Regions from separate parts of the Mus musculus genome. Here regions 2 and 3 are each linked to region 1. The links are chromatin loops, found by intact Hi-C in ENCODE. Cell type or tissue: left cerebral cortex. All regions are shown on one strand. Links, peaks and the distances in the headings refer to the core of each region. The heading gives the core; the rest is flanking DNA.

The links. A loop is a pair of places that touch in the nucleus more often than their neighbours do. Peaks named below come from ENCODE experiments on the same cell type or tissue, not always from the same donor. Only the 100,000 strongest peaks of a DNase experiment are listed, where the experiment ranks them.
Region 2: a loop joins it to region 1, with 7 times the contacts of the local background. A loop is called at or near these places in 13 of 42 quality-filtered maps.
Region 3: a loop joins it to region 1, with 1.8 times the contacts of the local background. A loop is called at or near these places in 2 of 42 quality-filtered maps.

Annotation. Positions count from the first base shown.
Region 1 is chr16:45,605,223-45,610,675 of GRCm38, forward strand. It overlaps Slc9c1 (solute carrier family 9, subfamily C (Na+-transporting carboxylic acid decarboxylase), member 1), which reads left to right. Exons shown (of 28, transcript NM_198106.4): 28 at 1,595-1,779. The coding sequence ends at 1,639. Gcsam (germinal center associated, signaling and motility) reads left to right here and starts at 5,218. Exons shown (of 5, transcript NM_008099.4): 1 at 5,218-5,338. The coding sequence starts at 5,310. In left cerebral cortex, for the core only: CTCF peaks have their summits at 3,415 and 4,294 (motif pointing right); DNase peaks (open chromatin) are centred at 3,370 and 4,284.
Region 2 is chr16:45,193,834-45,199,286 of GRCm38, forward strand. No RefSeq gene overlaps it. Among named protein-coding and RNA genes, the nearest start is that of Btla, 28 kb to the right of the region's middle. In left cerebral cortex, for the core only: a CTCF peak has its summit at 3,191 (motif pointing right); a DNase peak (open chromatin) is centred at 3,193.
Region 3 is chr16:45,327,107-45,332,559 of GRCm38, forward strand. No RefSeq gene overlaps it. Among named protein-coding and RNA genes, the nearest start is that of Gm30636, 33 kb to the right of the region's middle. In left cerebral cortex, for the core only: a CTCF peak has its summit at 3,320 (motif pointing right); a DNase peak (open chromatin) is centred at 3,319; H3K27ac peaks cover 964 bases.

The sequences.
Region 1 (5,453 bases), core at 368-5,367:
TATTAATTTAAAGGAAAGTCTTCAATTTATGGAAACTACCAATACATTTCTCTTATCCTGAAGGACTTTACCTACTAATCATTTTACAGATTTCAGTAGGAAGATTTCTCTTTGCCAAGCCTATAATAGGTTGCTAACATACTCTTGTGTAAATATTATACAAATGACTAACAAATTCAAGAGATGGCAGAATATCTTGAATTTATCTTGAATCATATTAGCACACTAGCATCAGCAAGGATAATGATGGCTGAAATCTGAGCCCCTTTACCTCTGTCATGTTCTGAATTTGGCCAGGTTCAAAGGCTGCCACAGCTTCTACAACTACCTCTGCAAAGCATCTCGGATTATTCAGTCTGGAAAGCAGCAGCTAGCCCCTAGAATCACAGTCTTTGATGAATGCAGTGCAGAGTATTCTAATCTCTTCTGTCCTGGACTAAACTGAATTTCTCAGAAAGCTCCACACTAACCATCTAGGCCTAGGATAGCAAAAGAAAAATTCAATTAAAAAATCATGTAAAGAAAACAGTTAAAGGTAAAAATATAAAGTAAATTTAGTTTACTTGGCAAGCTAACCAAGCTTATGGAACTCAGCCTCTTGACATATTTTAGAGATGGAAAAGAGCCAGGGAAGCTAGTATTCTTGTACCTGTTTAAAAAGAATGGTGCTTGTCCATCAGTTTTTTTTTAAATGGCACACACACTTATAGTTCTTGTATTTGAGAAATCTAGTTTGAGGCAGAAAGCTAATGACTGCATGATATTCTTTCTTTCTTCTTTAAAGCAAAAGCATTGAGAAGCTGAGGGTTTAAGGAAAGACAGAAATAGCAGCCAGTTGAATGTATACACGAACCCATCCAGCTGTGTTTTTGAGTAGATGTTTTTTATTCCCAAGTGTTAGATGTTGCTTATGTTTGAGGCCTACTACCATGTTCCTTCCCACCACTATCATCCCAGAACATGGTTTTCCTTGAGATGGCAAGATAACCCCTCAAAGCCCTGCCCATCAAGAGACCCCTGTTCTGGTCCTTCAGGATGGAGTATGTACAATGACCACTGTAAGAGTCCCAGGCTTGCCTCCTCTGCTCTGTGTCAGGTCCCACACCAGCACTCCTCTGTCCATCAAACCCTTGTGTTCTAGTTTTCTTTCTGTTGTTGCGACAGACTACAACATCAACTTGGAGAAGAAAGGAATTTATTTCAGCTCATAATTTTACATTAGAATCCAGCTTTGATGGGAAGTAAAGGCTAGAACTTCCCATCACTGCCACACTTAAGAGCAGGAAGAAATAAATACATACGCATTTACCGTCGTACTTACTTGCCTGTGCTCAATTTGATTTCTCTGCTCCTGAATAGTTCAGGACCCCCTGCAGAAGGAATAAAACTGCACACACCAGACTGACTCTTCCTCAAGTAACTTAACTGAGGCAGTGCCATGTAGACATGCCCACAAGCCACTGCAATGCAGACAATCCTACTTGAGACTCTCTTCTCAGATGATTCCAGAATGCATCAAGTTGACAAAGCTTAACCATTATACTTTCTTTAAAAAGACCTGAAATCTGATTTATGTTTTCATATCCACTTTTAGAATCAAGAAAATGAGGAATTGATAGAAGAGAATATTAACATCTAAAGAGTCGCCTGGAAAGTTCAGTTCGCTGCCTAAGCTTTTCAAAATGACCATGAAAATATTTATTTCTGGAGATAGAGACAAGCCAAAGTTTATGTGCCTTTTATGTGATAATGTGAATTAAAGCATCTCACACTAACCAACCAACTCTCCAAATGATGTTATTTCTGTATTTAGACTGGGGTGGGGGGATAAAATAAGACTCTTAAGATTTTCTTGTAGGCTTATATTTTTTTAAACCTACTTTTAATAAGGATTCTCAAACACTTCGACCCCCTTCTAGCCCATCATCCAAAGGTAGGGGAGAATAGATGGTAAATAGGACAAGGGGATGTGGACATGTTTAGAAAGTAGTATTTTGGGGTGATTCCAATCTCAGTTTGTCAGGATACTAGCAGTCCTATTCAGTAGTGTCTTAGGGTCTTACTGCTGTGAACAGACACCATGACCAAGGCAGTCATAGACAACACTTAATTGGGACGAGCTTACAGATTCAGAGGTAAAGTCCATTATTATCAAGATGAGAGCATGGAAAAGTACAGGCAGGCATGGTACAGGCAAGACTGAGAGTCCTACATCTTCATCTGAAGGCTGCTAAAAGACTAACTTCCAGGCAGCTAGGATGGAGGTATTAAAGCCCACACCCACAGTGATACACCTACTCCAACAAGGCCACACCTCCAAATAGTGCCACTCCCTTTGCCAAGCATATACAAACCATCACAAATCAGCAGCAGTGGCACTATCCAGCAGAAACCTCCAGGCCTCTGGGAGGAGACAGGGTTTGAAGAATGCAAAGACAATGAATGGAGAGTTACCCCTCAATCTGAAACAAGCATCAGGAGAGGGGAGACGCGTTCTCTACCAACAGCTTATGAGGATATCAGTGTATTTATGGAGGAAGGGGTGGTTAGCCTCGTTTTGAAGAGGAAGCAATGGAACTTAGAGAATTCAGATAAATTGCTTGATATCTTCACTATGTGATGGACTCACTATACAGTTGTGAGCTGGTTTAATCATGTGCCATTTGCTAGGCTGCTGAGGTTGTCTTGGTCTTATTTTCGAAATCTAGGCTACTAAAGAGAAGTATACAGGCCCAATTTCAATGATTGTCAGTGTCCGGCTTGATGCATAGTCTGGATTGTAAAGATCCTATGTAAAACTCCAACGTAGGAATTGATCCTGTCACAGAGATCTAGATCTCTGCCACACCCGAAGCTCAACAACAACCTGAAAAGAACATGTAGAGCTCTTTTATTCCTACTCGCCTACAAAAAGCAGGAACTGGTAGCAAGATAACCACAGAATTCACATATAAAAAAGCTCTAGAGTTTGTGACTGTCAGAAATCCAGTAAAGCACGGTTATTCAGATCTTGTTACCTTATTATATAAAAGTAGAGGGGAATCGTTTTTACACTGGTGGTTAACTGCCCACACAACAGCAAACAAGGAGTAGATAAGGGCAAAGATCTCAGCTCATAAATCTCACTGGTATAAATATCCAGGTTTTTGTTTCTAGTTCAGGGAGTGTAATTTCTTACAGGTCTTAAGTACTGGAGTAAATGCTGATGGGACTAAAGAGAGAAGAGCTCAGAGATTTCCTTTTTGGACTTGTAACACTTTCACCTGTGCAGTGGGAGCAGTTTATTTAGCCCCAAGTCTGTACCACACCAACAATGTAGTGAATGCCCAGCTCCACCTCTTGCAGAATCAACACATTTTCTTTCCTGGTATCTGAGACTTCCACAGCTCAGTGTCTTCATCTAGTGGTCGGTAGTAAAACTGAAACTTGAAAACTGGGATTCAATAACCCAAAATGACAAGGCAGACTGATTTTTCAATCCCCGCCCCTAATGCTTTGACTCTGGTTGTAAACAGCCAGTGTAAACATTTGGGGAGAATTAGGAGGTGTGGCCTTGTTAAAGTATGTGTGACCTTTTTTCAGTTGTGGGGGAGGGTGGTGGTGGTGGTGGTTAAAGCTTTCAAAAAAATCCCAAACAAGGCAAAGTCCTTGTTCTCTCTGCTGCCTGCAGATCAGGATGTGAAGTTCTCAGCGACTGCTCCTAGGCCACGCCTGTCTGCTTTCCACCAGAGTGAATCCCCTGAAACTGGAAGCAAGCCCACAATTACTTTCTTCCATACGGGGTGATTTGTTCATATTGTCTTTCACAGCAACAGAACAATAACTAAGACAGTCCCCATCCTGCTGTTTGCCTTAGATATGACTTCTGTATTGCTGAAAGTCAAATAAAGAAATATATCTCCTCTGTTCTGCTCACTGTTGAGCCCAAGGTCCTCGGCACACAGTAGGTTCTCAACACACACTTGTTGACGGGATGAACAAATGAGTAACCAAACAAGAAACAACCATCATTCAAACGATGATTGCAGTCCCAGGATTCATTTAAGCAGTATAACTTATATACAGTTTACACATCCTTAGTACCATAGTAAAGAAGGCACAGACACACAGCCACTACGGTGGAGACAAAGAACAAGATCCTTTCCTAATATCATTGCCACCTGTCTGTGCAGGGAGTGGGGTGCTCCTGGCAAGCAGTCCAGGAGATATTCAGGTTATTTCTGGGTCCTGGGAGTCTGGGCCTCTGAAATGCAAGGTATCTGCAGCAATATGGACTCAAATTCTGCCTTTAGAGGGCAGCCAAGAGCAATAGCAATAAGGCTCTGTGTTTAGGGAGTCTTTGATAGCCCTAACCAACAGCTCAAAAGATGATTTATAAAGGGTGGTGCTGCCGTTTCGGTTAGATGAATTTTGACTTTTGGAGGAGGCATTGTCAGACAAGATGGGGAATTTTTATTTAAACCAATATATTTATGCACGGACTTCCATAACTACAGGTATTTTTAGGTAGAGAGCTAGTAGTATGACTCCTTATGACTTTTTCAGCCATCCTTACTGTTATTTTACCTTCTTCCTTCTGGATTTATCATCCTTCACACACACACACACACACACACACACACACACACACACACACACAGTAATTAGAGTGCTCCTATTTTTCCCATTTCCCACATCAAACCATTTTACCCTATGATTCCCCTCTCTATGGCTCTGTGGCCACTTCACTCAGCAATGGTCCCTCTCAACTTGCCTTGTTTGTACAGTTACTCCAGTATATGTGCTCGTGAGTACATTTTGAAAGTTTATATATGCCCAGCTAGACTGTGGCTTGATTCTGTTTTCCCTTTTGGAGTTTTTTTTTTTTTTTGAGGGGGGGTATTTGATATTTCAGACTTTTTTGTTTTGTTTGCTTCTAAACAATGATCCTCTCCCATTTGACTTTCTTACTAAATACAGGTGTCTGCCATGGAAAATCTCCCATGGTTCCTCCGTTAGGAAAAGCCTGGGACTCCCTAGTGGCTAACCCTCTCCCTAACCAACCTTTTTTTCCTTTGGTTAATAGTCTGGTGCATCAAGGCCCTGGTCTTTCAAGACACACAAATGTGCCTCTCATCTCCCCCTCAGCCTCTTCCTCCACCATCCAGCAGGCACCTCCTCTTTCTGACTCTACACGGGTGACCAGAGCAGCTCTGAAGCTACTGTCAGTCGGAAACTGCCAGTTACAGAGCACAGTGCCAGACCAAGGTGCAAGCCGGCTGAGAAGGAAGTGGAGACTACCAGAGGGAAGGTGCTGAGGGGCCTGCCTCATGGGGAACTGTTTGCAGAGGACAACCAGGTGAGCTCACTCCCTCCTGCGAGCAGAGACCTGAGCCAGAGGTGAAAGAAAAAAAGAGGACAGCTTTTAGGGTGAATGGACTAGGGAAGGGGTGTGACAAGAATTCAGTCCCTCC
Region 2 (5,453 bases), core at 198-5,197, 410 kb before region 1:
GCTAGAAATTGAATCCTTGGCTTCATATATTCTAGGGTGAATTTGGCGATTCTTTTTTAATGAATTTGACCATAATGGAGGTATTAAGATGGAATTTCTACTCAAGATGTGTGACTACCATCCCACCTCCACCTCCAGTTATGTACCACAATAGACACTACTGAGTGCTCATTCTGATGTTTTCTGATGAGTGCCAGATAGACTTTATGGGAAGAGAATCTGAAAATTATTGAGGACTCAAAATTATATTCTGACAGTTTTCCTCCATTGTCCACTCTCTTCAATGTGTTTCCTGTCCCAGCTGACATACATGGAGCATGAGTCAGCGCTCTTCCCACCTGGTCAAATTTTGGACCAGCTAATTTCATTTGTGTTCAGATTTCCTCTATGATGTATAAAGTTATAAATACAAATTTAGTTTTATTCTGCTTTGCTTTAAGGATGAAATTAATGTTTCCTAGTTTTCTACATTCTGAGGCAGAAATCTGTATATTTCAAGAATACCAGTTCAGTTCCACAATAGGTTACTCAGTGAAGGTAGATGGTGGGAAATATTCTGCTCTCTGCACATAAGGTGGTGATGTGCACTGACTTACCAATGCACTTGCTGCATAACATTTTGATATTTGTGTTTTTAGCAGTGTAAAAATGGTGAATTTAAAGGTGTAATTCAAATAATGATTTGAGAGCTCTGAACACCTTCAAAATTCAGTTATCTAAAGGATGCATACTTTATTCTGTAGTATTTGGCCTTATAATATCAAAGGCAACCTCAACTTAAAACCAGTCACATCAGAAAATATATATCAAGAAGTAAGAAAATGGGAGTTGTGTTATATGTATGAGCCCAAGAATGTTGATTTTCATGAAGTTTGTTAGTTGCTACAGATAAGAAAATTTACACTTTTCCCATTTCCCAGACATTAAAGAGAACATGCTAAATTTCTGATTAGACAATGAAAGAATGGCATTAAGCCTAAAGTAAGTATAAAATCACAGCTTTCTAAAGCAAAATATAAGACAATATACTGTGATCAAGGATGCAGTAGGATTTAACATTTTTAAATTAAAATATAACTATGTCACTTTGCTACCTCCATTTCCTCCCTCCAACCTCTCCCAAGCTTCGCTCCCCAGAGAGTCTCCCAAACACCAGCCCCATCTATCCCATTGTCCTTTTAACATGGACTATAATGCAGGAAAAAAGTGTGATTATGCCAAAAGTATTCTTTTAAAGACACTATGGATAGATTTTGCAGACAAATAGTTGAGAGAGGGTATTTGTAAAGTTCATAACAGATGTCTGTTTCACCTTTATACAGAGAAGTCCTGCAAATTAGCAATGACTTTGGTGGGATATTAATGTCTGTGTATAAAAATTACCCTACAGCTCCGTAGCTAAAGCAATGTTAGTTTGAATCCTGTGGTGGTTTGAATGAAAATGACCCCCATAGGTTCATATATTTGGTTGGTCATCAAAGAGTGACACTACTTGAAAGAGATTTAGGGGGCATGGCCTTGTTGAAGTAGTTGTGACCTTGTTGGAGGAAGTGTGTCGCTGGGGAAGGGGTGGGCTTTGGGGTTTCAAATGCCAAAGCCAGTTCCAGTAGCTTTTTCTTCCTGCTGCCTGTGGCCCAGATGTAGCACTCAAGTTTCTTCTCTAGCACCATGTCTCTGTGCTGCCATGTTTCCCACAGTGCTGATACTGGACTAAACCTCTGAGCTGTAAGCAAGCCCAATGAAATGTCTTCCTTTATAAGAGTTGCCTAAGACAAAGAATGGACTAAGACAAACCTGGAGCTTTGAGTGGCCTCACGTGTTTTTCTGGGTCAGGTGAGATGCAGCACTCATGCAGCCATGTTTGCAAGTACCTGAAGGCTAAAACTGCAAATTTCACCCGTAAAAGCACTTGTCCATATATCAGATATATTAGCTTTTGTGTTACTATGATCAAATAACATGAATTGATAGGAAAATGGGATAGAGGAGGTCTGGCCTCATAGCCAGCCAGGAAGCATAGAGGCAATGCCAATGCTTGGCTGTCTCGTTATCATTTCATCTAGGCCCCCAGGGTCTCAGTGTATGGCACCAATTGCATTCGGACTGTGTTGTTCATTTATTAGGCTCTGCAAATACCCTCACAGACATACCTGGAGATGGATCTTCAAGTGGACAAGATTATTACAATGGGCAAGTTGGTGATGGTACGGGGACCTCCCTAGATAGCTGTCTAGTATCCCCAGACAGAGAAACTTACCTAAGAGGGTGGGAAAGAAGCCAGGATCTCTCCCTTGACTGACTCTTAGAATTTACACACTGCATGTCCCTCATTCTACTCAATGTAGTTGGAAAATACACTTTCATGTGAATGTTACGGCATAGATCATAGTTGGCTACCCTGAAGGCCTACTACCATGGTCAGAAATTTCAAATTTAAAGAAACATGAACTAGAAATAGGCAACTTAAAAAAAAAAAACCCTCACTATGCCCCCATGGTGCACAGCTGGTGCACAGTTGACTGGTGTAGCGTTTTGGGAGAAGAATTTCTTAGAACCTGGTCAAGGAACTCCTACTGTAGGGCATATATCCTAAAGAAATGGTTGAAGAGCACCGTAGGGGACATCTGGGAGGACGCTGGTTCTGTTCATGGTGGTATGAATTGGGAGAATTCTACTCATTAATCACAGGTAGTTTTATTTAATTTTTCATCTTAACACAAAACATTTCAATTGGTTTTGAAATTGTTTGATTTTTTACAACCAGTGAAACATGCAGGTGTCACAGGTAGTTTTATAAGGTACTATATAGCAGCTAAAGCTGTGAAACTGAGACTAGTTCTTCAGCATTGATCTGAATAAAGTTACTTATTGCCCTTTTGCTTTCTTTCACTTTCCACTTATTTGATTATTTATCTGTCATTTCAGATTTGGTATGTGTAGCTGTGGCTGAAGATTTCTGACTTTACAAATTTGTAGAACAATAAGAACCGCCCCCATGCCCGTACCAATTCTTCCCTTCACTAGAGCCAAAGAGCTAGACATCCCCCTATTTCTCTGCCTCATATTCTATTCCTCCACAAGTCCTGCCTCCCTGACTCAGAACTGTCCCATTTCTTGGGATGCTGTATGTATACTGATGCCAATTCTCAGGAGTCGTGGGTCACACACTCAGAAATATTTGTCCAGCAGAGGGCAGTAGAACAGCACAAAATTTGAGCATGTAGGGGATTGCTGGTAGGCATTGAGTATCAATCCTGTGCCGCTTTTGTCCTTCGTATTTAACACAGAATACTTGAATGCCTACTTGTAAAATGAGAGGAACGGACTAAACCAATTAATTTTGTTCTGGTGATTTTTTTCAAAGTCCTGTTTCCAGAAGCACTTGGTGTTAAAGAACTACATTGGGAATTCCAGGAATTGGAGGGCTTCAGTTCTTTCCCTACTGCTATCTACCAAGAGGAATATGTTATCACTTGATATATTGGCCTTTCTCATAGCATTTGGGAGGAGGGGAGAGTTTTATACATCAAGAAATAGATAACTGCATTCTCACCAACATTTTCTACTGAGCTGTGTTTTCTTTTTTGGCACTGGTACGTGTCGAACCTAGAGTCTTATACATGCTAGGTAAATACATTACTGCTGAAATACGTACCCAGTTCTTTTAAGCATACTGTTTATGTGAGGCTGGGTCTCACTGGGTTGTTCAGTCTGGTCTTGAACTCACTCTATAGTCCAGGCAGCCTTTCAAGTAACTGGATTTTGAAGCAGATAAAACTCATTTTTTTTCCTTCATTATAGATTCTTGGTACGTTTTTATTTTCTAAGGCAAAATACCTAGAACTAGATACTTTATAAAGAAAGTAGGCTTGTGTAGCTTATAGTTCTTGAAATTGCTGGACTCCAGTGTGGGACTGGTGATGGATGGTATCAATGGCAAAAAAGCATTTGTGGAAGAGATTGCCTGGTAAGAAAGAAAACACTGGGCCCATCTCACAGGGACCAAGCAATGCTGACAAAACAAGGCTTAAGCTCACAAACAATGTTAATCTATTCCAGAAGGAACAGTCCTATGACACGCCCACTTCTTAAGAGTTCCACTCATTTACTGCATGCTGGGGACCAAGCTTTAGAACTCAGACCTTTGGAGAACGCAAACCATTTTCAAGCTGTGGCAATTGCCACTATAAGAACTGTGCAGTAGTAAACACTGTGGTTTGGGTTTGCTTTAGTTGATGGATGGTGATTTTAAGCATCTCTTCATTTACTTATTAGCTGCATGGCTTTTGTGCCCACTGTTTTTCATTGTTGAGATTTTTTTTTTCAAAGCAATCACAACACTTAATGTTTTAATATATTTGTTTTAATTGTTGGAGAATTTCGTTCATGCTTACAATGTATTTTGATCATATTAAGCTCCTACCACTCCCCAACTTATCCCTGGTTTGATCCACCCCCTCCCAACTCATGTCCTATTTTTTAAAATAACCAACCAAATCCAGTTTGTGCTCTCCATATACTCATGACTGTTGGGCTATTCACTGGAGCATGGTCAACCTACCTGAGGGTGTTCACTTCAAACTGACCCTCCCCTCATCCAGAAGTGATCAACTGTCAATAGCTCCTTATCTAGGTGTGGTGGCTCATGAACCTCTTTCCATGTTGAAATGTTGATCGATTTGATCTTGTGCAGGTCTTGTAGAGACAATTACAGCTTCTGATTTCACGAATAGAGTGGTCTTGTTATGTCACCCTGATCTTCCAGAACTCTGACTTTCAATCTCTCTGTGTCTTCTTTCATGATGGTCTCTAGCCTTGGAAGGAGGGAAGAGGTGTGGTGATGCAGATGTTCTGTTTCCAGATGATGCTCTATAGACACTCATGCTTTGCAATTTCACCAGTTGTGAGTTTCTGTGTTAATCACTGTTCCCTGCACAAAGAAACTCATCTGATGAGGCCTGAGAGCTGCACTAATCTATAGGTACAGAGATGAATTTAGAGAGCAGTTTGACACTAGGTCAATTTAACAAAATAATAATAGTAGGTTGACCCCTGGGGCCTATTAACTAGACCTAACTGTAGGTTCTTGTTTAGCTTTACAATACCAGCCATTTATTTCCTGTGGAGAAAGCCTTTAAAAACTGCCCATATTTAAATTATGGTTTTTTTTTCTGTTGAATTATAGACACCTCATGTATTTTTGACATAAATTCATATTAGCTACATGGGTTGAAAGTATTTTCCCCAAGCCTTTTCAGTCTTGGTTGTTTTGTTGGTAGTTTAATTTCTTTCAAACTATACATCTACATCGAGATAAAACAATTCTAGCCTAGAGTCTTCCATTCCCATCCAAATGGAACAAGTTTTAAAAAGACTTGTACAAGAATGTTCACAGTGTCTTGTTTTTAAAAAAGATGGCAATGGGAAAAAGCCCAGGTGACCTTATGGAACAA
Region 3 (5,453 bases), core at 207-5,206, 280 kb before region 1:
TGGCAGTTGTCTCAAGCCTGTCACCAGTGGCTACTGCTTTAGAGTAGGAAGAAGTTGAAGTCAACCATCCTACTCAAAAATTAATAAATGAAGGCAGTGTTATGTGTTGGGAAGGGAAACATCAGCATCTGATTGGCCAGTGAGCTGTTAGGAAACATCTATTACTGTGTGTGAGGATTCCCACAGTGCAGTGAATGTATACGTCTTCATACAAGTGTGTGTGTAGTAATCAAAAGGAAAAAAACAGGACGGAGGCAACTAAGAAGCTGTTAAAATTACTTAAGTAAGGGAGAAAGTTAACCACAGAAAGGAAGATGTGTGGGTGATTCAAGTTTTGAAACTTAGCAGCAAGTTAGGTATGGGGTCTTAGTTTTCACTGCCCAGAGCCAGAGGGAAAGGCTCCAGAGGGTTGATTTCTGTTGAAGAGTACACAGGTATGAAGGACAATCATCACTTGAGGATGTTTTCAGATATGTGGGATGGACATGTTATTTCTTTAAAATCATATCAACATTTATGAATTGTTTCAGCATCTCTAAACACTGATTAGAATCCATAAACTTAAAAAAGTAGCACATATTATAAAAGCCTGAATCAAATGTATACCTGTATTTATTATGCCTTATTCTAATATAATTGCCCATCTGTTGCTTCTTTCAGTATCAATCTTTTTGAGTTCTAGAGCATCTTGTATGTTTTGGGTCTTATGGAGCTGGTCTGTTTAGGCATTAATATCATCATCTATGCATAGCACCCAGAGTTCTCCCCTAACCTGGTCCTTAGCACAAGCATGTTGAAATATCTTCCTTCTAGTTTTGTCCTGTCTGTAGTGGGGAGAATCTTCCACTTCGGGTGGATTTATTGCTCAGTCTCTTTTCTTTAACGGGGAGAGGATTAGGAGGGAAACAGGAAGAAGGGGGTTAGAAGTCACTAATAGTGAAGCAATTGAGCCAACCAGGTGAGGCTTGCAGTAAGGGGCAAGGACAAGAGGAAGAGAACAGGGAATTTGCCTTCTATGTTTGTCCAGTACCCCTATCAACGTTCACTTCTTAAACCCTCCTGTATAGAGAGTCTTGTCTACTTTTGGATCACAAAATTATAATTTTGCATCTTTGGATCACAGTTTCTAATCCCCCCCCCCCAATTTTCATGGTACTTGAATCTGATGTCAATGGACTTCTTTCAGTACTTGAACAAAAATGTGCTTTGAGAAAATTTTTTAAAAAGAATTGAGGGTCAATATAAGAGTTAATTTTAACAAGAAGTTATCTTGCATTTCTATGAATAGTCTTATTATATAATGTGTTTTCCCATAAGCCTTTGTAACACTTCCCTCTACAAAAACAACTCAGTGAATTAATTGAAGGAAATTCATGGTCATAATGACAGCATGCAAATTACATAATACCTCTTTGATACAAAAAGCAGGCTTTTTGTGCAGATCAAAAGGGTAAATGAAAAAAATGGCTAAAAATGGAGACAGTAGACATTATAGAAATCAGGAAACAGGATGAGGCAGGCTGAGAGAGAAGATGAGGCCTTCCATTAACCCTGTGTTTTCTAGATGTTTTTGAATTCTGCATCTGGCCCCTGGCATAAGAATACAATGTACCCAATGTCTGCTTGTGTTTTTTGTCTAGTTCTTAGAACAACATTAGTCAGGGTAGTGATGTCCTGGAGCATTTAAACAATGAATTCAACATGCCAGAAGTTGCGGTAACGGTAAATCAGCCAGGGTCATCATGACACTGAAGAGAAATGAAAGCAAAGCCAGGGTGTCAGGTTCTAGGGGTACAGCTCTTGATTCACAACCAGTGGCTATTCATGGAGGTAATCATGTTGATGCTTAAAGGGCTGGGACCCAGAGGCCACACTGGCATCATTATAACTTGGTATGGCATATGTGCTTATGAAATTTCCAGAGGGCCAAGAACAGCAGCACAGTTTGTCCAAAGGCCCAGTGGGGAATTTGACTATGTTACATGCTGTCTACTTCCCAGGATTTTCTCTAGAATCTTGATGCAGCATTTATGCCCTTATAACTCTTACCTTCTTGCAAAACCAGTTCCACATGGGTGACCCCTAAGATCTACTGTCAGATCAAAAAGTAGCCATCCCTCCCTTTATAACTATAGTTATAGTGACCTCTAAGTTTCTGCACAGTCCACCCTGAGATGCATTTCTGCACAGCCTTGGATGGTAACAACAACAATAGCAAAACCGTTGGTGGGAACGGTAGAAATCTGATTAGGAACTTTCCTACTCTTTTAAAAATAGAATGGTTTATTCCCAAGGAAATCAAACAATAAAGTTTGCTGAATTCAATTTCCTCATAAACTTGAGTGTTATTAATAAAAGGATTCATAGAGACAACTCTATTATGCATCACAAAGATAGAAAGCTGCTGCTTAGAACACGGTGTTCTTAAGTTTATTTTTATTTAGGGCTTTTCAAATTTGACTGTGCCTACCAGACATCTAGAGTACTTGGTGAACTATAGACCACGTAGACAGAGGTGTATTTGAATCCCTGGTAAAACCTGAGATTCTGAACTTCTAACTCCTGGAAAGTGCCAGCCTTGTTGGTGCAGTGGGACAGATAGTGTCCAGTTTCATGCAGTTGGGTGGGGAGTCTCACAGTTTCCTTTATTTTCAAGCAAAGCTGGACTACTTCAACACTATTAACTCGCTTTCAAATGTAGAGGTCTGCAGTGACCCCTGGCTTAATGCCCTATGTCCTAAGGGCTGGTTGGTCACAGCATATAATTATCATGTGGGCAAGAAGCCAGAAAGGGACTTGTGCTCTGACTTGTGCAGCCCCTGCAGAGAGCTCTGCACAAGGTCATTTTGCAGACAAGGCCAGCCACCTGTGTTCAGGGACACTCTCCAGACAGTCAGGCAGAGAAAAGGAAGCCCTGTTGAGAAAGTGAGCCCTTCATTTTGCACCAAACTCAGAAAGCCATCCAGACACAGGAGATTGTGACCTGAATAGCAGAGTTCTCCCACAGTCCTACTCTGATCTCTGTTATTATAAGAAAATACCTGAAGCTGGGTCATTTTTAAGAATAAGCTTGTTGTATCCTACAATGTTCAAAGTTGGGATCATCAAGAGCATAGACTTAATTCATGCTAGGAAACCCAAGTGAAGATGCCCAAGCTTCGTCAGAATCCAGCTTAGCAATCACTAATTCAGTCTCATGAGCATCAGCCCAACTGCATTCGAAAGGAATTGATCTATTTTTTTTTAACATTTCTACTTTTAAAACAATTATGTGTTTTGATGTTTTACCTGCATTCATGAAGTACCCTCAGAATCCAGAAGAGGGCATAGGATTCCCTGGAACAAGAGTTATAAACAATGCTGACCCACCACAGGGTTGCTTGGCCTCAAACCCAGGTTCTCTGGAAGAACAAGATCTCAAAACCTTAATATTTGAAACCAGTGAATAATGAATGAGCGAAGAGTGAGCACTTGTGGGAAAGCCCACAATGAAGGATTGCTTCATTCTGGTCCCAAGATCAGTCATGGTTTTTCCTTTTATTAGGTCAAAAAGTCAGGATGTTTTTCTACATGGGAAAAGGAAGGCATAAGTTAAGATACTTCAAAACATTCGTCTACATACACTTTAGGTGCTGTACTGAAGGGTGGGCCAACAGGATTAGTATCTCAGGTTGCTATGGGCTACACGGAAAGTCAATCTAACATCTCTCTGAACCTCAGTTTCCTAATATTAAACAAGAATAGATGTAATAGTCCATGTTCATCCTTAATATGAGATGTCTTAATTATATAATAGAGATTTATTGCTTTTCTAGGTCTGGCATAATTTCAGAAGTAACATTTCTGAGGGCTCTTATTATGAAATGAGGAAGTGAGCCTGAGAAGAGACTTCTAAAATAGTTGCTGGTTTTTCAGTTCGGCAAGTTTTATTTATTTATTTTGTTTACTTATTTTAGATGGGGTCTCATGTTGTAGCCTAGGCTCGTGAATTAATTTCTACCCTTGAGCCTTGGTTTGCAGACCCAGAATTCCGTGAGAGAAAGGGTGGCCAGATTCCCCCAAGGAAGGATATTGATAAAATACTTAAAAGTTTGACCATTAGCCTTTCTCCAGTCCTTCCCCAGAGGGAAATACAGCCTTTTACAAAAGTAACTGTACACCAGGGGAATGAAAACAATCAGACTTTTCAGGGTCTGTTGGATGCTAGTCCTGAATTAACGCTTTTCCCAGGAGATCCCGAGAAACACAGTGGCCTTCCAGTTAAATAGGAGCTTTTGGAGGTCAGGTGATTAATGGAAGTTTGGCCCATGTCCTATACATAGTAGGGCCAGCATGTCCTCAAATTCATCCTGTGGTGGTGGGTTTTTTTTTCCCCCAATCCCAGAATGTATAATTGGGATAGATATATTTAGATGTTGGCAGACTTCTCCCATTGGTTTTCTGACTGGGGAATGAGAGCTATTATGGTTGGAAAGGCTAAATGGAAGCCTTTAGAGTTCCCCGTGCCAAGGAAAATAGTGAATCAAAAACAGTGTTGCATCCTTTTAGGAGTTACAGAAATGAGCACCACTACCAAGGACTTGAAAGATGCACGAGTCGTGGTTCCCACCATGTCCCCTTAACTTTTCTATCTAGACAGCACAGAAGACATATGGATTGTGGAGAATAGCAGTTGACTATCAATAACTCAGTCAGGTATTGCCTCTGATTGTAGCATCTGTAGTAGCTGAGGTGTCCTTACTTGAGCAGAGTAACACCTCCTTGCTCATGGACATGCTGGATAGTTTTCTGTCCACTTGAGACAAGCTAAAATCATCAGAGAGGAGGAGCCTTGAGGAAGAAATCTGTACAATTAAGCTGCAGCAGGAAGTGTACACGGGCTTAGCTTCAGGCACTGCAAAAGACCCAAGGGCAGAAAAAAGTAGGCTGGACAAGCACACAGCCTTGGAAGGGCCTCTCTTAATGTCCTTTAGTCTCAACAGCCACAGGACAGTGGGTGGGGGAGCACCCTCATAGAGGTAGGAGGAGGAGGGATGGGATAGGGAGTTTCTGAAAGGGAGACCTAGAAAGGAGAAAACATTTGAAATGTAAATAAAGAAAAAAAATATATAAAAAGATTGAGCTGCAGGCAAGCCTGTAGGCCATTTTATTAATTAGTGATTAACAGGGGAGGTCTTGGGTCCTATAAGAAAAACAGACTGAGCAAACCATGAGGAGCAAGCCAGTAGGCAACACTCTGCCATGGCCTCTGCATCAGCTCCTGCCTCCCAGGTTTGGGCCCTGACTGTGCTCCTGACTTTCTTCAGTGATAGACCATGTGGAGCTGTAAGCCACATACTGACACCACATCTTGCTTTTGGTCATGGTGTTTCACCCTAGCAATAGTAACCTTAACTAGAACAACAGATAAATGGTAAACGGCAGGAATTGAGGTTAAACAGTCTGATTTCCTA